Linked DNA regions of Mus musculus: region 1 is linked to region 2. Evidence: chromatin loops called from intact Hi-C (ENCODE). Cell type or tissue: heart. All regions are shown on one strand. Each heading gives the region's core, and the rest is flanking DNA. Links, peaks and the distances in the headings are about the cores only. Region 1 overlaps Itprid1 (ITPR interacting domain containing 1). Region 2 holds the start of 6430584L05Rik (RIKEN cDNA 6430584L05 gene).

The links. Hi-C counts contacts between places; a loop is a spot of excess contacts. Peaks named below come from ENCODE experiments on the same cell type or tissue, not always from the same donor. Only the 100,000 strongest peaks of a DNase experiment are listed, where the experiment ranks them.
Region 1: a loop joins it to region 2, with 3 times the contacts of the local background. A loop is called at or near these places in 6 of 42 quality-filtered maps.

Annotation. Positions count from the first base shown.
Region 1 is chr6:55,944,270-55,954,580 of GRCm38, reverse strand. All of the region lies in intron 9 of Itprid1 (ITPR interacting domain containing 1), which reads right to left. Among named protein-coding and RNA genes, the nearest start is that of Ppp1r17, 68 kb to the left of the region's middle. In heart, for the core only: a CTCF peak has its summit at 3,663 (motif pointing right); no DNase peak of the experiment used is centred there.
Region 2 is chr6:55,387,148-55,397,458 of GRCm38, reverse strand. Ghrhr (growth hormone releasing hormone receptor) reads right to left here. Exons shown (of 13, transcript NM_001003685.3): 13 at 8,929-9,290. The coding sequence ends at 9,165. 6430584L05Rik (RIKEN cDNA 6430584L05 gene) reads right to left here and starts at 572. Exons shown (of 4, transcript NR_046179.1): 1 at 486-572. In heart, for the core only: a CTCF peak has its summit at 4,866 (motif pointing left); a DNase peak (open chromatin) is centred at 4,848; H3K27me3 peaks cover 4,411 bases.

The DNA.
Region 1 (10,311 bases), core at 1,735-6,734, 560 kb before region 2:
CCTCACTCAGGATGATACCCTCCAGGTCCATCCATTTGCCTAGGAATTCCATAAATTCATTCTTTTTAATAGCTGAGTAGTACTCCATTGTGTAAATGTACCACATTTTCTGTATCCATTCCTCTGTAGAGGGGCATCTGGGTTCTTTCCAGCTTCTGGCTATTATAAATAAGGCTGCTATGAACATAGTGGAGCATGTGTCCTTCTTACCGGTTGGGACATTTTCTGGATATATGCCCAGGAGAGGTATTGCTGGATCCTCCGGTAGTACTGTATCCAGTTTTCTGAGGAACTGCCAGACTGATTTCCAGAGTGGTTGTACAAGCTCGCAATCCCACCAACAATGGAGGAGTGTTTCTCTTTCTCCACATCCTCGCCAGCATCTGCTGTCACCTGAATTTTTGATTTTAGCCATTCTGACTGGTGTGAGATGGAATCTCAGGGTTGTTTTGATTTGCATTTCTCTGATGATTAAGGATGTTGAACATTTTTTCAGTTGCTTCTCAGCCATTCGGTATTCCTCAGGTAAGAATTCTTTGTTTAGTTCTGAGCCCCATTTTTTAATGGGGTTATTTGATTTTCTGAAGTCCACCTTCTTGAGTTCTTTATATATATTGGATATTAGTCCCCTATCTGATTTAGGATAGGTAAAGATCCTTTCCCAATCTTTTGGTGGCCTTTTTGTCTTATTGTATGTCACATATTTATAGAGATTTATTTTATAATACTTAATTTGTGTCACATATTTAAGAGCTGGTTGATCTTGTTAAAATCAAATTCAACCAGCATTATAACTTGTCAGCTGAACATAGACAACATGAAAGGCAAGTGGGGTAATTTTCAAGGTTAAAGTTTTAGTGGAGAGAAGGAGAATGGGGAGAGAAGATGATGTCTGCATGTGGGCAGCATTAGTTGGACTCAGGGAGTTTCTAACAACAACAAAAGAAATGAGATGGGGTGGATCCTAGGGAACACTGAAGAGAGGTGGTGAGTGAATAGGATCGAAATACATTGCATAGATGTATGAAATTTCAAAAAGTAATAAAATAAAAATATTATTTTAAAAAACTTCTCCAGGTAGCTGGGCGTGGTGGTGCACGCCTTTAATCCCAGCACTTGGGAGGCAGAGACAGGAGGAGTTCTGAGTTCGAGGCCAGCCTGGTCTACAAAGTGAGTTCCAGGACAGCCAGGGCTATACAGAGAAACCCTGTCTTGAAAAAACAAACAAACAAACAAACAAACAAAACAAAACAAAACAAAACAACTTCTCCGGGTACTTTTGAAGTTAGGAAGTAAATCACCTATTTTGTAATTTATGTAATGTTTGTAAATTATGTGATAATTGTTATAATAACAGTGTAAAAGCTTTGTGTAGATTTTCTAATATTTTTCACACAATGCCCTGACTACTTTACATAGAGCCCATCTACTCATCAGGTAAGTGAGCAGACCATCCCTGAACACTTTCTACATGAGCTTCCTACTTCAAGCTACCATATGTGCTTTAGGTCCCCCGACAGCCTGTTTCACCTCAGGAGGCCCTGACTGTAGATATTCAGTAAGCAGGACTAACTTCCACATCTCCTTCATCACCCCTGGCCTATAGCATCAAGAGAGAAAATTCCTAAGTAAGAGGATTTAAGACTCAGGGCAGGGGAGGCAAAACAGGATGTGGAGCCACTTGCTTTAGTGAAGTGTTTTAGGCATCACCTGGACACTATTGCTACTCACTTTTCCAGAACAATTTTCAAGATTCTTGTTCTGGAGCAGGAGCCATCAGTGTGATGTATGATGGCTGATGGCTGCTATTATCCTTGCCATGCTCAGAGGAAGCAATGTTCTGCCACTAAGCCAAAATCTGTCCATAAACTGGTTAGTCTCTAACAACCTGATCCAAATGGAAATACTTTTGGTCCTGAGATCTGTAGGTGACTGGTTTCATGGAACTCCATCCCTCAGAATAGTAAAAACTGCAGCTACTCAAATCTCTCACACAAAATACCACGATATTTGCATGTGACGTATGCGCAACTGTCCTTCCGTCTTAAAATCATCTTGGATTATTTACAATACCTACTATAATTTAAATGGTATATAAAAGTTGCTTAAAGAACAGCAAAGATAAAAGTCTACATCTTTCATATATTCAACACATTTGTAATAGTTACAGTTTAAGGTTTGCAGATAGATGGAGCTTTTCTGAGTAGGAGGACGTACTGTAAACAGCTACAGGCACAATGTGATGTGTCTTTACACTGTAGGAGTCATTTGTTCTAAAGGGTGTGTATTTGTGGTATTGACAACAGTTACATTTCATTAACTGTATCCCTGTAAAATGACACACAATTGCTAAATCTCACTCAAGTGATATCTCTCAAATTTAATTAAATTTAACAAAAGACCAAACCGAGATTTCCCTTTCATGGTGTGACTGAACAACAGAGTTGAGCATGATGCTCTCACGAACAGGATTTTCAGTTTTTGTTTGCTTTAGAAGTCAAATGTGTACATCCTGAATCATTCTAAGAGACATAAGAAATGTGTGGGGCAATTTACAGATGGCTTAGTTTCTTTAGGAGACTAAGATCTTTGCCCCTTATAAAGTGTTTTCAGGGACTACCAGCAGCTAAGTTCTCGATTTCCTCATTTTAAACTTCCCCTTAGGGCTGTAGTAGTTAAAAGAGATAAAGTATGAGAAATCCCCTAGTCTGGGATAGCTATGATGGATTATTAAGCAAACAGACAGATACAAATGAGTATCGTTTATCACTGCTACATCCTCAAGGTAACACCCAGGCAGGAGGGCTTGACTTCCGGTACAAGAACATGGCTTTTGAAGAGTAATGGAAGCAGCGCTATCTCAGGGGGCCATCCCACCCAGTCCCTGAAGCCTGCCAGGCCACGCCTAGGAGAACTGGAGCTTATGCCAGCGGACCTTTTCTGGGAACCTTCTCCCAAGGAGCTTTGGTCCACTCTGCTAAGTGGAGGCCTTGTTTTGTTTTTATTTTTGTTTTTGTTTTGTTTTTGTCCACCTTGCTTCCTGAAGGTTTTCTTTTTCTTTTAGAAAATTTTTATCATACAAACTTCCCCTCTCATTGGTCCCTGTTCTAAACCAAAACTAGATAAATGACACCCCTCACCACCCAAACCTCTGCTTGATTTCATTTTGCTCTCAATAACTGATAGTTCACCAGCTCTGACTATCCCATGGCTCCTAGAGGCTAAACTCATAATATATTTAGCTAACACGCTATTAGAATACCCAACTGACTCATCTGGCAGATTTATAGCCACATCTACCAGCTTTGGATTCTGTCTCTCCTATGTAGGAACTGTTATTCTCTTATATTGGGCTTCTGACGAGTGAGGTTAATGCCCAATAGTATATGTGTAAATCTAAGAACATGTAATGATAGTTCCCAAGGAACATCATTTTAACTATTATAATTCAGTCTCACTGTTTACACAATTCATGACTGTGATGGATAGCATTGATAGCAACTAGAAATTAACTTCTACAGTGCAAATCTGCCTTCTAGAATTTAGATTTTACTATTTCAGCTGGGTGAGCCCTGCCTGCAAACTTCACCTTTGTACTGAGCTAACAGGCCTACCTACCCAAGGGAAAGATGCCTTAGGCATTTTGTCAAAGTAACCACCAGATGGCAGCATTACACCAACCACGGAGGAGCCAGGGCTCTGCCAAGACCTTCCAATAGAAGAAGCCTTCTCTCTGGACTGTGTCAATAGTAAAAGCACCTGAGTTGCATTGAAAATAGTCTTTGTGTAGAGCATCTCAGGAAACAAAAGAGGGGAAGGAGTTGAAATGTAAATTGTAAAGAGATGAAAAGAAACAGGGTTTACAGGGACAAGGAACATGAAGAAATCATACAGAATAAGAAAACATGGTCCAACCTTGAACTTTGGGGTTAACCATCTACATCAATAGATTCGATATTACCTATTTAATTGCCAAGTGTCTCTCTCATTCATTGTCACAGGGTAGGAAGTCTGTGACCTCTCAGGGGTAAGGCTGAGTCACATGTCTTAGGACTTGTGTGGACTTACAGATGACGCAAAACCAAAGGGCTCCAGGAGGGGCTTGGAACCTGAGATGAAGAGCGGCGGCTTTGCCCAATAGGAAGCAGCGAGGATTGTTTGGGCTGGAGTGGCTATCACGGAGGCATTTTTAGAATGCCATTTCAAATGCTTCGGAACATCTTTATGGTTTTGTCTTCAGATCCCCGCATAAGTCAAGATGGGGTTACCAATTAGGTACCGTGGGGGACCTTCTAGAGCCTTCCTTATTAGCTATTCTTGTCTAAGTTTTGTGTTGGCTCCTACGCGTTCAAGGTTCATTCTGTCAATGATAGCTTGACTTCCATTGGAAACCTTTCTGTGTCATCTCTGGCGTCCCACACATTCGTGCTGTGAGTCAACTCCTTGCTAATGCAGTGAGAAGTGCAGGGCACAGAGGCAGGGCTACAGATGTTCCTGTGGGACCCTTCATCCCTAGAATGTGCACTGGGTCCCCTCAGGTCTTATACTGCCCTAGATGCTATACAGTGTCAGCAAAGATGCCTGCTCTCCTGACCTCAGGTCTCATCCCAGATATGCATGAAGAAGAGATAGTATGTTCATGGGTTTTGAAAAACCTATCTGAAACATGTCAATGCCTTCACTCGTGCCAGAAGTTCTAGAGAGTTCAGGTTTTCCGATGGAGGATTTCTGCAGCACACTTGAGAGTGCCCGTGAGCCCTCAGCTGATGCTTTGCAAGCTGTGAATTTTTCCCTTTCCTTGTTCTATTATTCCAGGTTTAGCGGTTTCTCCTCCACTCTTCAGTCAGAATAGCTACATTTCTTAGTCACTGGAAAAAAAGTACTTCTCTAAAAGTAAATTTATTTGGCTTGATACCATTAAGTATTAATTAATTCACTATTATAAAACAGTACACAACGGTGAAGACAATTTAGAAAATGAAAAATATCTTTATCTAATCATGTGGGAAGACAAGTATTTCTATATATATCTGTGTATTTTAGCCCAGTGCACTTTCATTGAGCTCCTGTGAACCTGTATGCATTAACAAAGTAGTACTACCCACTTTGTACCCTCCTTCTGTTTAAATAGTATATTATGAATTTTTTATAGTCAATCCTTAAGATGTGTGCGTGCGTGTGTGTGTGTGTGTGTGTGTGTGTGTGTGTGTGTGCATGTGTAAGCATTTGTTTTGTCTCTAAATAAAGCCCTCTTTTTTTTATGTTCTTTAGAAACTTGGAAAAACAACTTTTAGTTTCCTAGTAGTTTAATGTTTTGTGAATTATTCTTGAATTAATGACATCTTAAATTTTTACTATTTTGCCCAGCTACAGATTCTGTAAACTACAACAGTGGCTTGCCTTCAAGATATACCCTCTGGTGCAATAGTAGCACAGATGTTATGGGAATAACCAACAACTTTTTTATTAGATTTAGACACACTCCATGAGATAGAAACTGCGTCTGATATTGTCAAGAACCTGAGAATAGATAGGTTATGGGCATAAAACGAAGTATTATTCTGTTAAATGAACATCATAGAAATAAAATAACTCCTAATAACATGTTGTTATACTGGATCAGTGCATGGCTCATCTATCATCTCAGAAACTTTTTCTGACACTAGATACTAATTAACACCCACAACTGGACAGTTTTCAGGGAGTGAGAAACTTTGAAATGCTGAGCCTTAAATGGTGCCTTTGTATCAAACTCCATCACTCAATGCTCAGGGATCTACATGAAAGAGGAAGCATAAAGATTGTAGAAGCCAAGGTTGATGAACCCTCTTGACTCCAAAGAGGTAGCAGGTTCTAGACACAATAGGGCTGATTCACATATAAACTCATAGAGACTGTGACATCATGCACAAGACCTGCACAAGGTCTTACAAGGAACTATTTGCATAGTGACAGCTTCCGGGGGCAGGGATAGTTTTCTTCAATGCAGTCAAAGAATATATCAGTTACATTCCTAGGGAAGAACACGTGGTCAGTATTTTGTTTTTACAGAGAAAGGGAGGAGGAAAGGAGGGAGGGGGGCGGGAGAACTTGAAGATATGAAGTTGAGGAAGGGAGGGGAGAGGAGCAAAGATGTCATAGGAGTTAGGGGAGGAAAAAGAATATGATCAAACTATATTGTATAAGAAGTTATTTAAAAATAAAAGTTAAAGTAAAAATTAAAGCTCATCTTCCATTGATGATATCGAATACCAAACAATTGAAAGTATTGACTATGCTCCTAGTCAGTGTTTATTGACAATTTTCCCTCAGCTATTCAACTTTCTATGGTATATTCTATGATTTCAGACATAGTCATTGATACTTTTGGCATTTTCTCTTTGGGGAATACTAATGGTCATGGGTATGACATTAGTGGAGCTGCAGGTCTTTGAACGACACCTTACCATCCCCTCACACAGGCTGCCCTCTTTTGGTGGACCTTGGCCATATCTTTATTCAGAAACTGTTGTCTTCCATTTGAGCTTTAGCTTATATGAACTATTGCATCATATGTCCACTTTAAAACACAGCTAACACAACTCTACACATCTTCTGTCATCTGAGGAAATGGTTTCCTGATATGTAACTGAGTAAAAACAGCCTTCTCCATGGAGGCCTTCAGATTCTCATTCTATTTCTACATAGTTACAGCATACTGCTTTCTCTGCTTGTTTTCTTTAAAGAATGGCATGACCCTTGGAAACTGTTAAAAAGAACTCTTCAGAGTAATCATGCCAAGGAGTGACCCAGTATGCCTGCCCCTTCTCTTCCTTCCTCCACATGATATACCTCTGCCTAGAGGGGGTCAAGAGGCCAACGGAGTGTGAGCTTAATGCAATGAATATTCCAGGAACAGTTAGCCACACAGGATATTGAAATAAAGCAAGTTACAATTTCAGTCTAGATAAATATTCTGAAAATAGAATAGTATATGAATTTATTCCTTAAACAGTACCTTCTTTGTCTGTGTACACTTTTTCTTTTCTTTTTTAAATTAGCCATTGCTTCAATAAAAACAAAGAGACCAGATCCAATTTTGAGAAGTATGTCTGATTCATTGTCCTGAAGAATTTGATATAATGATAAATTTTAATTTAGACCTGGGTTTATTCCATATTCCAAAACAGAGGGATAGGAGTTCCCAGGACTAGATAAATAGTGAATTAAAAATCCAAATAACATGATACTATGAAAATCTAAGTTTTCTCTTGTCTAAATAGCATCATTAGTTGGAATTTTAATCTCTATAATGCTCACCTAACATAGTTCTTATCTTGTGAAGCAGACTGGGAGATGCTATCGTTCAAGTCAATTAGTTGGTTGGCAAGTTATTTGTTAATAATTCAAATAGTAAGAAGAATTATTCCTCTTATATGGCATTGCAGTTCATCAAAAGCAAAAATTCAAAATAGAAAAGAGAGAAAAAAGAATTGTAAAGCTAAAGAACTAATTCTTTTAAACTGTTTCTTTTAGGCTGTTTCTTTGGCATGCTGTTTGTTGTTTGTTTGTTTGTTTGTTTGTTTGTTTGTTTTTTGGCATGCAGGGACTCTGTGTTTGATTCCTGGCACCTCATAAGTGAATAAAGACTTACCAAGTTTATGATGTCTTCTATAGCTGCACTCCCTCTCCCACTTGCAGCTGAGTGGGAGCAGAAGGCTTCCTCCAGAGGCCAACTGTCCTTACTCACTCTCTACTCACCCTTCCATGCCCATGTCTTCATCCATTCACGATACTTTATGTACTGCCTTGTGTTCTAGTCTTTACTTGGTGTTCAGACAATGGGAGATGCCCATAGGCTAGGAGATTTAAGAACAGGAAGAATTGCCTAGATTGTGTTCACTGCCTTCTTCTCCAGGATGCCTTTAGAAAACAGCTGTGCATTTATCAAAAGAGCTCCTATGGGTCTCTCTTCGAAGGCAATTTATAGGCTTCCTCTGGTCTTTTAGACATAAGGATGGTAATGGTGATCTTACAAGCCTCCAGGCGCCCCATTTTTGAGTAGTTCCCAGAATCTCACTTTAGCTAAATACCCCCTTTCAAAACACTTTTCATTTGATGCCCTTTGAATATTTTTCTTGACTGAATGTTATGTCTAGAAAAGCAACCAGAAAACTCTAGAATTAATCTCATGTTCAATAAAAATGTTTGAGATTTTAGGGACTTCAACTCGCATAGGCTTAGAGGAAAGGCAGGCAGAGGGCTGGAGCATTACCTTCTGTATCTAAATATGTAGTCCTTTCATCTCTACCTTACTCACTGTCTTAGACATTGTGACCACAGCAACTCATATAAAAGACACTATTTAATTGGGATTGGCTTACAGTTCAGAGATTTAGTCCATTATTGTCATGGTGGGAAGTATGGTGGCATGCTAACAGATATGGTGCTGGAGAGTATCTGAGAGTTCTACATTTGGATGCACAGCAGCTGGAAGAGTGAGAAACACTAGGTCTTTCTTGAGCTTCTGAGACCTCAAAAAGCCCACTCCTAGTGACACACTTTCTCCAACAATGCTACATCTATTCCAACAAGGCCATATCTCCCAATAGTGCCAATCCCTAACATCCTATAGGGCCTTTTTCATTCAAACTACCACATGCACCTATTTTTATTCTGATAATTCTTAAAAGAATGTCTTTCATGTTACATTTTCTTACACTACTGATATTCCCAGTCACTTTTAGTTTAGATAAAATGTACTTGAATGTTATTGGTTACTTATGGAACAGCTACCACTTGTTGACTGAATACTCTGTAGGACCTGAGCGGACAAAGAAGCAAAATGAAAGACAGGGAAGCCATCAAGGAACTTACTCAGCATGGAAGTTACAGTTCTAGGGTAAAATAGATGCAGTGGATGTGCTGTATGGGAATATCTGATATGGTGAAAGGATGTACTTCTGCTTTGTATATATGTTTCCAGACTATTTCCAAGCATCCTGGTTGGTTTTTTGTCCACTTGACATAAGTTATTGTCAACTGAGAAAAGTAAGCTTAGTTGAGAAACATTGGCCCATGGGGATTTTCTTCATTGATACCTGATGTGGAGGGACCTAGTCCACCATGGATAGTGCAATCCCTGGGCAGCTGGACCCTAGTATTATAAGAAATCAGACTAAGCAAGCCATGGGGAGTGAGCCAGTAAGCAACACTGCTCTACAGTCCTTACATCAGTTCCTGCCTCCAGGATCCTGTCTTAAGTTCCTGCCCTGATTTCTCTCCTGACATGCAGAAAATTGTCTGAGTTCCAAATGGTGAAAGTGTTCAGAAGAGAAAATAGGAAGAACTGCTATAGAAAAAAAGCAGGTTAAGCCACTGCATTTCCCCCGTGACAGCCATATTATCAACAGAAGCACAATATAGGAAGGACAGTCATCAGCCTGGAACAAGCAAAACCTGAACAAAATGTACTAGAGAAGTATCTAGTAGGAGCAGCCCAGCTAGAACAATGTACAGCCCAACTAGAACAATGTACAGTAGGATTGGAACTGGAAGCACACGGTAGCCAATGATGCAAATGGTCAAACTTCAGATAAGCACTGTAAACATCTTTAGCTTCACAGAATATGCTATATTTTCTGGATGATGCTCTGAGGCTCTTTTTCTGGACTTTGCACTTACACAAGGAGAACTAGAAGAAGAAGAAGCACTGTAGCAGATTTTGAGATTGAATTCTTTTTTTTTTTTCTTGGCAGAACATGTTTTTGCCAAGTTTACAACCCACTTGAACTTCTGTCTGTTCTTTGATTTTAGAATCAAGTTGGTTTTCTTGTAACATTGAAAAGAAAACATAGATTTCAATCCAGTTTTTAAAAAAAGTCTTAACTGAAGATTTTTATCATTACTACTCCTAATAAATAAAATCTCTTAGCATCTACTGCAGCTGGATTAAATATATTCTTTAATTTCAGTTTGAATTCTGAAAAGGTCTTAGAGGCTGTATTTGGTCCAAGTACTGACTCTTCATTCAATCCTGCAGATGACTGACAGGTAGAACTTGGTAAACACCTAAAGATTGGTAGAACTTAGCAACTCTGCTTTTATCCTAGCCCTCCTCTTCCTTTAGCTTTGATCAAATCCCATACTATTCCAACAGGCATGTAATATCATTTAATAAGTATTAATCTCCCACAAGTAACCCACCTTTTCCAAGGCTAGAAATGGCAAACAACTAATTACAGGGACACTATAATCTGCAGATGGCCAACCGGCAGCGCGTATAATTTTGATCTCGATCCCCAGAGTTGTCCCTACAAGTCCTGACCTCCA
Region 2 (10,311 bases), core at 2,360-7,359:
CTTTGAGCCTTCATATGCAGACATGATCATGGAGAGACACACAGAATTTTGCCTCTGCCTTCTTGCCAGCCCCTTTTTCCGACTTTCTCCTTTCAAGCCATCCCCACAGCTGCATTGACAGCTCGACCACCCATTTCACATGCCCTTCTTCTCCTGTGTCCCCCAGACAGGCCTAGGTCTGAAGATCTTATCCCTGACTGTAGCATCCCTGGGCACAGCCTGCCTGAGGGTGGCCAAACACAGATGGCTATGGAGCCCAGGCTCCATATTCCTCATTCCTATGGGCTTGAGTAAGGGGCTTCCAAGGGGGTGTAGGCAATGGGCAGAGCTGTGGCTTGGCCCATCTGGTCTGTGCTGAGCCCTTGATGAGGAAAAACTGGTTTCAGAGCTACCGCACAGCAAGGCTGCTGGCTGAGCCACTGAAGGCCTTCTGTGAGGACATGAGAAGCCCTCAAATTCCACCCAGACTGCTCCTGTCTGCTTACCTCACATCATGATATCCAAGGCCACTGGATGTCTGGGAGGGCCCTCTGTGAAGGCCATCTGTCCAGCAAGAGACCAGAGCTACACATACCAGAGCCACGCCCAGCAGAGCTGTGGACCATGCCGGTGCCATGGCGATGCCATCTCGGCCAGCCTTTCCCAGCCCGGTAACCATGGGAATGTACTCAGGGCTGCGGCTGCTTATGCAATGCCTCTGAGGGAGGGAGGCTCGCGGACCCACCTACTTGCTGCAGGGAAGCCAGAGCCCCAAAAGAATCTGTGAACACGTATGCTACCCACCTGCTTCTCCTCACTGAGAGGCAGGGAGAGCGCCACACATTCTCATCACGTATCATGTAACAACACACTACCTGGGTTAGAATGACCTCGAGGGGAAGAGAGGACAAGAAAGAGAAAGTAGGGGCAGGGGGAAATTCTAACTAGGAAGATGTTGGCTGTCTGCATGCAGAAAGGCTCCAGCCACTCTGGCAGCCCCAGGACCCAGATGTTTGTATTATTGAGGCAGCACAGCTGCTGTGTGTGCTATTCTGGTTTCATTGCCCTGAATCTGGGAACTGGAGCCTCCTAGAGGGAAGAATGGAGAGCTGAGATGAGCGTAAGCTTGCGAGCCAGCCAGAAAGAGCACTGTCCACAGGAAGAGGTTCATACACATGAGTGAGCCAATCAGAGCTGACTGAAAAAATAAATCCAACCCTGCTGCTTCTTGTTATGTTCCAACACCACATAAGGGCTCCAGGCGTGGGGCCTCTGGGAGCCCCTGAAGCCACAGGCTAAAGGCATCACAGGCTTCTAGACACAAGCTTCAAGACACAGGCTTCCTATAGCAATTGCAGCTCTCCCGGGTCCTCTCCATCCTGGCCCTATCTCTCTCTTTGCTATCCCTCCCATGTTGAGTCCCACCTCTTGAGATTCCTGGACCTCTGAAGGTGCCCCAGAGTTCAGGAGACTCTGGCCCAAGTTCTCCTAGTCCCTCAAGCCCCAACCTTCACCTTGGCTGACAGAAATGCCCAGACAAATGGTCAGTACCCTACTAGTCTTCTCTCTCCTTGTCTCCACAATGCCCCCAACTCCCCGCAGTCTCTTCTTTTGCTTTATCAGGACCCCAGGACCCAGCTGCATGCACAGAGCCTCCTCTCCTCCCAGGGTTCCTCCTCAGCTTGCTACTCCACCCTGACACTAAACCTCCCAGGTCCACGTCCCATTCAGTCTGCATCCTTCCCCTCAGCTCCATGCCCACTGCATATGCTCTCTTGCAAATAGAGCCAAGTCTCTTATGTCTTGTCTCCGAGAAAGGCTAACCCTGCCTTCTCTAGTTGAGGTTCCCAGATTATTAATACTGACTGGTCATCAGTCACCCATGTGCCCTCCTCTCCTATTTTTTACCCTCCAGTTACTATACTTTCCCATCTCTATATGCTCCTATCACCCAAACTCCAGCCAACCATGAACCTAGCCATCATGGTGAATTCGGAGCCAGTAGCCCACTTCTCTCTACCAATTCTCATGCCAAGCCCCATGAGTTTCTGCTACTCCCTTTAGGCAAATACCCTCTTCCCAGCCGTGCTCCCACTTGGATTCTTAGTCCTCCTCAGTCCCCTGCAACCTTCATTTGATTGCACCACACCCTCCTCCACCAGTGATCTATCTCCACCTGAATGACACATGTGCCCTATTCTCTCAGAGCCAAGTACAGTCACACCTGCTTGGATCCACTTGGACCCAGAATTGCCTCCTGTTACCTACAGTGTCCCCTCCTGTCCCAGGCACACTTCAGTCAAGAGCTGCTGAACACACTGCCCCCACTTTCCCACGGCCCATTCACTTCTCAGTACCCTTCCGTCTGGCTACCCACGTCTGCCAATCCCCTGCCAAATCTGCTCTTGCTGTGCGCGGTGCTGCCAAATCCTGGATGCGCCTCCAGCCTCCTCTTGAAAGGCTGCTCAGCAGTGCTCAGACCCTTCGCCAGAAACTCCTTACCACACTCTTTGTTTGGCCCCATAATTCCACGTTCATCTGCTCTCCCTCCCACCTCTCTGGCTGTTCCTTCTCAGCCTCCTCGGAGACTCCGACTTCCCAGTCAGACCCTAAAGGAAGTCAAGCTGGTGTTGTTCCTCGTGAGGTGGCTTGGCCTGTGCTCTTGTTGCTGAAACCCAGTCATATTCCAACAGCCATGATCTCCAACTCCAAACCAGATCTCTTTCAACCCCACTTCTCCCTGCAGCCCCAAGATACCTCATGTCCACCTCACTGGGCATTTCATGGCTCTCTGTCCCTGTAGATCTGTTCAGACTGACTGCCACTCTCATCTGAAACTCTCTCCCTTCCATCTCCACACACATCCCAGGAAACCTCTGAGAAACGCTACTTCACAAGTTAACTGCCACTGTTTACAGCTTTTGTGGAGGTTTGGATATGATTGACCCAAGAAATAGCACTATTGGGAGGTGTGGTCTTGTTGTAAGGAGGCGTGGCCTTGTTGGAGAAAGTCTGTTACAATAGGGGTGGGCTTTGAGACCTCCTCCTAGCTGCCTGGAAGACAGTAAGTAGTCTCCTCCTGTTTGCCTTTAGAACAAGATATAGAACTTTCAGTTCCTCCAGCGCGTGCCTGCCTGGATGCTGCCATGCTTCCTGCCAGGATAATATTGGACTGAACCTCTGAACCTGTAAGCCAGTCCCAATTAAATGCTGTTCCTTATAAGAGTTGTCCTGGTTATGGTGTCTCTTCACAGCAATAAAACCCGAACTTAGACACTATTGAGTCTGGCCTTGTGCTTTAAACTACCATGCTTTAAACTTCCTAGTTAGAGGCTCCAGTTTAGACCCCGGGGCTTTCAGTAGAGCCCTTTGCCTAAATTTCAGTCTAAATACATGAACAGGGGTGGGGGGAGCCTATTTTAAATGTGTAAGGTTTGTTATACATTTTTGTATTGTTGATAGACACTTTTGATAGCTTCTTGCGGCTCTCCTGGCACTTTGAGATCTGGGTGTAGCCTGGCCTACCCCACTGCAGTCTTGGTCAACTTCCCCTTCTGTCACTGAAACTCATTCACTGTACCTCTTTCTAGTCCCCTCAGTGCCAAGCTCCTCCCTGCAACAGGGCCTTTGCACATACTGCTTCTTCACCTAGCCAACTCAAATTCATGGTCTAACTTAGCTTAGCTATGCATCCTATAGGAAGCCTTCAATACAAATCTCCACACTAGGTCTGGTATTTCTGAGCCTTGTTCTGTCTACATTTTACTTCCCATTTGTATACTTGGGGCTAGTACAGTCGATACAGTGGCCATTTGTCTCCTTGTACTGATCATCTGTCACATTAGCGGTTGATTGGTCAGCCTGCTTGGAAGGCACTTGCTACCTGAGGAGGATCCAGGCCGCAGTGCAGGACTTGCTGTCTCAGCCCTGCTGGTATAAAACAGCAGGGGCAGGACCCAAACTTTCCCCATCCATGGAACTTGACAGAATCATGTTCCTGCAGAGTGGAAAGTGAAACAGACATCCCTAAATTCTCTGCACCTAATGAAGGAACAGGGAGCTTCACGTGAATAATTTAAGAACAAACCCAAGAGAGTCCCAGGGGAATGTAAATCCCCCACATGCCTTCTCACAGCCTGGCTCCCAGCAATGAAATCATCCACAGTCTACATGCCTGAGTAGCAGAGCCAGGAGGGATCCCCATGCAGATACACAGTCAGCCAAGTGCCTGGTCCAAGCGTCCCTCTCTAGCCCTCACCCATGCCCTCTCTGCCTAGTCATTCACATCCAACCTCAGGTCCTAGCACGAGGCTCTTTCCAAATTCCTAGGAGCAAACGGAAGCATCAAGGAAAGTCCTTTCCTTCCTCCCTCCTTTTCTTCCTTCCTTCCTTCCCTTCTTTTCTTCCTACCTCCATGCAAAACTCCTCTCAGGACCTGAAGAGAGGTGCTGAGAGAAGCATGTGGGTTGGAAAATGGAAGAAGACTTCTCCCAAAAGAGGACACGCCCAGGAAACTCCCTACAGCCTGACTCTTGCACAGAGACCCCCATGGGAACACTAATTCTTCTATTGCTCCCAGTTGATAGGTGCTCTCTCTCTCTCCCTCCCCCTCTCCTTCTTCCTCCCTCCCTCTCTTCCTTCCTTTCTCCCTCTCTGTCTCCTTATACATATCTAACCCAGCGAGGGTGGTCTCTCAGACAGCCCTCCCCTTCTTCCAGTTCCCTCCTTTCCCAGCCCAGAAGCCTCTTCTTCCCCCAGCCTTTTAGACTTGCTAAGCCCCAGGCCTGATCCTGGGAGGCCTCTTTCCTGTCTAGATCAGGACCTCCTTCAAGGAGATCCCACTCTTGACACAGTTCATATGCCACCTGGTGGCCAGAACGAGCATTGCTTTTTCTCCTCTGACTTAGTGCCCTTCCCGGACACAGGTTCCACTGCTGAACTATACCCTAGACCGTTTAGTGCCCCTCATGAAAACCCTTAGACATCACCTTCTACTCAGCCTCTCCTGCCACAGAGAAAAAGCCAAGACTCATAGAAAGAGTTTGCAAGTCAAGAGCTTAGCCATGGACTTGCATGTACAGACATATTCTAAGTCTACAGAGACCTGTCATAGTGTGCATTATAGTAGGGATTTAAGGCTCATAACAAAATCAGAAGGGACCAAGAAGTAACCACAATAAAACCCCTAGGAGCAGCTACATAATTCCTAAAGCCAGTGATTCCACCACAACTGACATCATAAGCTTCAAAGTAAGTGCTACCTAGCCACTAAGTAGCATTTACTGCCACCAGCTATTAACTAGCAACTAACACCCTATTAACTCCTAACACTCAACACTAACATAACTCTAGACACTCTAACTGCTAACACTGACTATTCACCACTAACTAACCACTAATGTTAACACTAACCAAGCTAACACTAACCGTTAGCCAACAGCACTGCAATAACTCGACCAGCAGTGGCAATACCAGTAAGTGTTAATGGAAGGTGTTTCCATGGGAACGGTGCAGAAAATCCATCATGTTGTCACTGTCGTGCAAAAATGCACTAGACCAGCTTTGCCAGGGAACAGTCTGCATTAGTGCAAGAATCCTGAGTCTAGGAGAATTGACTCTGGAATCTCTGTTCATTCTGAGCACACACCACCCCCACCCCCACCCCCACCCCTACCCCCACCCCCGCCTTTAAATGTTCACAAAGAATTTCATGCAAGAGAGTCTGTCACCACAGATATTCACTTTAAAAGGAAGAGAAAAGAGTAGGGAGAGGATGAAGAAGGTGGAAGAGAAGGAAAAGGAAGGGGAGGAGGAGGAAAAAGAGGAGGAGGAGGAGGAGGAGGAAGGCTTCACCAAGTTCATAAATAACCTTCAGCTAAATAAAGGACATCAATAGAGACTCTGCAAACTTCATGGCAGAAAAAAAAAATGTCTCCAGATGTCCTGCAGCAGCATCCACTAATCACTGTTTTTAAGAGCTCAGGGAAGGAACACGTGTGCCGTGGTGCCACATGGGTTAGAAGAGCAGAGAATATTGGATTGGTTCTCTCCTTCCACCTTCTCCATAAATGTCAGAGATAGAACATGGCTCCCCAGACTTATGAAGTATGGATCTTGGCCTGCTGAGCCTCTCATCAACCCACTTACTCATTCCTAGGTAACAGTTTTATTGAGATATAATGCACAGACAGAAAAATCATCCTTCTAGAGTGTACTTACTATTCTGTGGTTTTCTGTATAGTCATAATCATCGCAATCCAGTTTTAGAATCAGTCACTTTAGAACTCTCGGCTATTAGCAGTCACCTCCATGCCTCTCCCTCAGCCACAACAGCCTTACATTTGTTTTAACAATGCTGGACATCTTGTGCCAATGGAAGTATCAGAACTTGCTTCATTCACGGAGCAGTGTCCTGGGGGGTCTGTGTATGTAGGAGCTTTTTCTGACAGAATTAGCATTCCATTGTCTGCCTATACTGTAATGTACCAGTCAGAGGACGAGAGGTTAGGAACGTTCATATACAAGTGTTTTTCTGGTTTTGTTTCTGGTTCTCCTGACCCATGCTTAGGAGTGCTTTCATGAGGTAACGCAAGGTTAGCACTTTTGAGAAACAGGAAAACATTTTATCAAACAGGCAGGGGGCCTTTTTACACTCCCACCAGTAATGTGCGAGTTCCAGTCTCTCCGTTACCAGTCCTTACCAACATTTGTTTTTGTCTATTTTTTCCCATTGCCTCCCGTATCCTAGGTGTGACCATATCTCAGTGTGGATTTATCTGCATTTTCCTCATGACTACTGATGCTGACCATCCTTCCATGTGCTTATTGTCTTTGAATGTTATTTTTTTTCAAGCATAAAGACGAGAAACAAACTGACAAATGCATTGTGACACCAAGATGTTTCTAAAATGCAAAGCAAAAAAACCTTTCAGGAAACAAGAAATCTTAAGACCTATGTCTTTGTGTATGAATATAGCTGGTTTTTATTTCATTTGTAATTCCTTCGGTGCCCCAAAACATAGTAATGATTGTTAATTAGTTATGTGATCTGAGACTAAAAGGAGCAATGTACAGTGGCTTTCAGGCAGGACCATACTGATTTTGACATTTGCCTGACACCTGCCAAGGCAAAAGCCCTATAGCAGGAAATCATGGGCTTTGTATAGCTGCACCCTTTTCAGGAATCCTCCTAAATGTGAGAGGAAAAACGTCATCATCCTCCATCAGACACACCTGCACACCATCAGGCTAGCCTTCCCATTCCCAGTACATAGGAAAGGACACCCGGATAGGAAAGACGGCCGTGGAGGATGAGCGGATCCTGCCTAGGATAATGGGGCATCCCAGAGTCACAAGCAAACTCAGAACAAGGGGACTAGCACCTGGCCATCAGCCCACTCGGGTAGGGCCAGCTAGAAGGGAAGGGCTGAGCTCTTAGGGCAGCAGGAGAAATCTATGAGGAGGGCTGTGGAGTGGGACAGGGCTTCCTGCTAGCATGCAGTAGGCTCCACAGAGCATAGCTGCTGAGGTAGACCAAGTTGAAAAGGGTTTGTGACTGATCTAACACTACGTATACTTCTTCCTGTCCAATTGAAACCCTCTACCCCAATCAGTCAGCAAACATGTCCCTAAGGACAGCACCCATTTGTTTCTCCTTCCTCCTGCCAAGGAGGGTGGAAGATGATGGGGAATGAAGATGTAAAGGGAACCACATCTAGTGAGGGCAGCTAGCAGTAGGGTGGGACATAGGAGGGCATACACTAGTATTGGAATGGAAAATATCCCCTCCCCCATAAGCTCATGTTCGAACACTTGGTCCCTGGAAAGCACTGTCCAGGGAGACTGTAGCAGAGTCAGAGTAAGTCCTTAGTGGATGAGGTCGGTTCCTGGAGAAAGGGCATTATGGGTTTTGGCCTGATTCTGGTTCCGGCCAGAGCTCCCACCCTCCCAAATGCTGATGCAGGGAAACCAACTGTCATGCAGCCCTGCTGCTCCAGATGTGAACTGTTCCCCAGCCATGCCTTGCCCACCATGGTGAGCTGTACCCTCTCAAACTGTGAGCAAAAATAAATTCTCTTTCCCTCATTTTTTTCCCGTGGTGATTAAAAAAAAAAAAAAGTAACGAAGCCAGGACACAAATAGAGGAACAAAGGAGAGATAAATGGAGCTAAGGCTTCCCCCACGCCTCAGACAAAGATACCAGCGACTTCCAGAACAAGCTCAGAAGGATAACAGGCACAAGAGGAACTGTTCACACTTGTTTGACATCAAGGAAAAGGCTGCCGCTTTACACCCATTTAGCTTGTAAGCATTAAGTGGAAGGAGAATGCCAGACGCTAGTGGGGCTACAAGCACTGTCGAATGCAAGGGCGGCTAGGCTGCTAATCCGCAAGCCTGCAATGTGGTATAACCAAATCATTACAAAGCGAGGTGTGATACCCCGGGGCTCCCTTCCTGGTGTGAGTCCCAGAGAGAGGCTTGTCTTACAGTCCTTGGAAGGACAGACAGATGGGTGCTTACCTAGAGGGAAGGGGCTGGGTAACCCAAGGGCAATGGTGTCAGGTGACCCAGTGTAGTCAAAACAGGAGACCAGATGTACCCTCAGCAGTGCAGCGGAGCCCTTAAAAGCACAGTGCTTGGGGAAAACATTAGTGGAAGGATGAGACACATAACAGATAGCATTTATTTACAGCCAAATCCAGACATGTGGCACACTCCACGCATACAAGACAGAAAAGCGATTTGCATCTCTGCCTGTGAGAGGAGGGGAGGAGGAGGGGTTTGGGACAAAAGAGAGTGCTTTTAAAAAATAAATAAAACATGAGAATTCATATAGAGACAAATGGCAATGAGGCAGCTGGAGCCAAGGGATGAGGAATGCACCGGAAGTGCAAATAATGGCTGCTGACAAGAGCGCCCCTTCGGAGCCACATTGACTCAACTGTGGATCACTCGTGTACAAGTTTATTGGTTTCTCTGGGCCTTGGGCAATAGCCCTAGATGGGAAGAAAGAACAGATGGGAGCAGATGCAGGAACTGAGAAAGTCGAAGGTTGATATACGGGGACCTGGAGAAAGCAGATGCAGAGAAGGGGAAGGAGAACGGTAGGGAGGACCGCATTGCCCGTGGTGCCATGACAGTTTGAGCACAGGGTTTGGGGCTTGGCCCTTGTGATGATGGCTGGCCTAGCACTCAGAGGTCAGCACCTTCAATCTCGATCGGGGAGGTGTGGTCCACTCAGTGCAGGTCCGTCGAGCTGGCAGAAGTTCAGGGTCGTGGCCATACCATTTGCGTGAAATCTCTGTCCTCACCTCCACAGACAAGGGAGAGGATGTTAGGAAGATCCCACTGCCACTCCTCAGCTCAATCCCAAGAGACTAAAGGTCCAGGGGGAAGGTGGTGTGAGAAAAATAGGGCAGGCAAGGAGAGCCTGGTCGCCAACCCTGTGAGGTACAGGCACTACTACTCTATCCTTCCTTGGACAGTTTCCAGCCTTTGTCTGAGACCAGGCAAACACATGGATGCCCTTTGTGCCTCTTGACCTACGACCAGGTGACCCTCTCTGAGTGACTTTGATCCACCCTTGCCTTAGTCTGAGACACCAGGGGATACGACTGTCAAGAGAAAGCTGGGAAGGTAGAGTGGGACAGTCTGTATCTTTGTCTGGCTGGGGGACCGACCAAAGGACTGAAAGACGTCCTGCCTGATCGCTAACCTGGCGCTGTAGGAAAGGTAAAGGGGAAACTGACTGATAACATAGATAAGGCTGAGCAAGACTCAAACAATGGGTTCGGTACACTGAGAGTCAGTTGGGGACAGAGGTATCAGGTAAGGCAAGGATGGATGAACGGATGGGAAGAAAGAAAGAATGAACAAAAGAAGAAGGGAGGGAGGGAGGGAGGGAGGGAGGGAGGGAGGGAGGGAGGGACTCCTTAACCACAGAATTGGTTACCACAGAGCTAACCACAGAGCCCATGGCAGACACAGGGCCATCAGGAAAAGCTGTGACCCTACCTGTGCATGCTGCCAGAGAGCTGGAGATCTGGACTCAGCCAAATTTTCTCCATCTCTGCACAGCAGGACTTTAATGAGAAGAAAAGCCAAGGGTCTCCTGGGTGACTGTCTCTTCTCAGCTGTCTGCCTTCTCCTATAATCCCACATGTGTTATGGCCTCTATTGTGTCTGCTTGCTTCACTCCTGCCTCCACTTCTGGCAACCCAGTCTGAGTCCCTTTCTTCCAGAGTTTCTCTGTTTCCTGCTCTGCTCTGGCTCTTTCTGTCTCTGCATCTGACTCTTTTCCCAAATTCCTTCTATATGGACCTGTGACTTTCT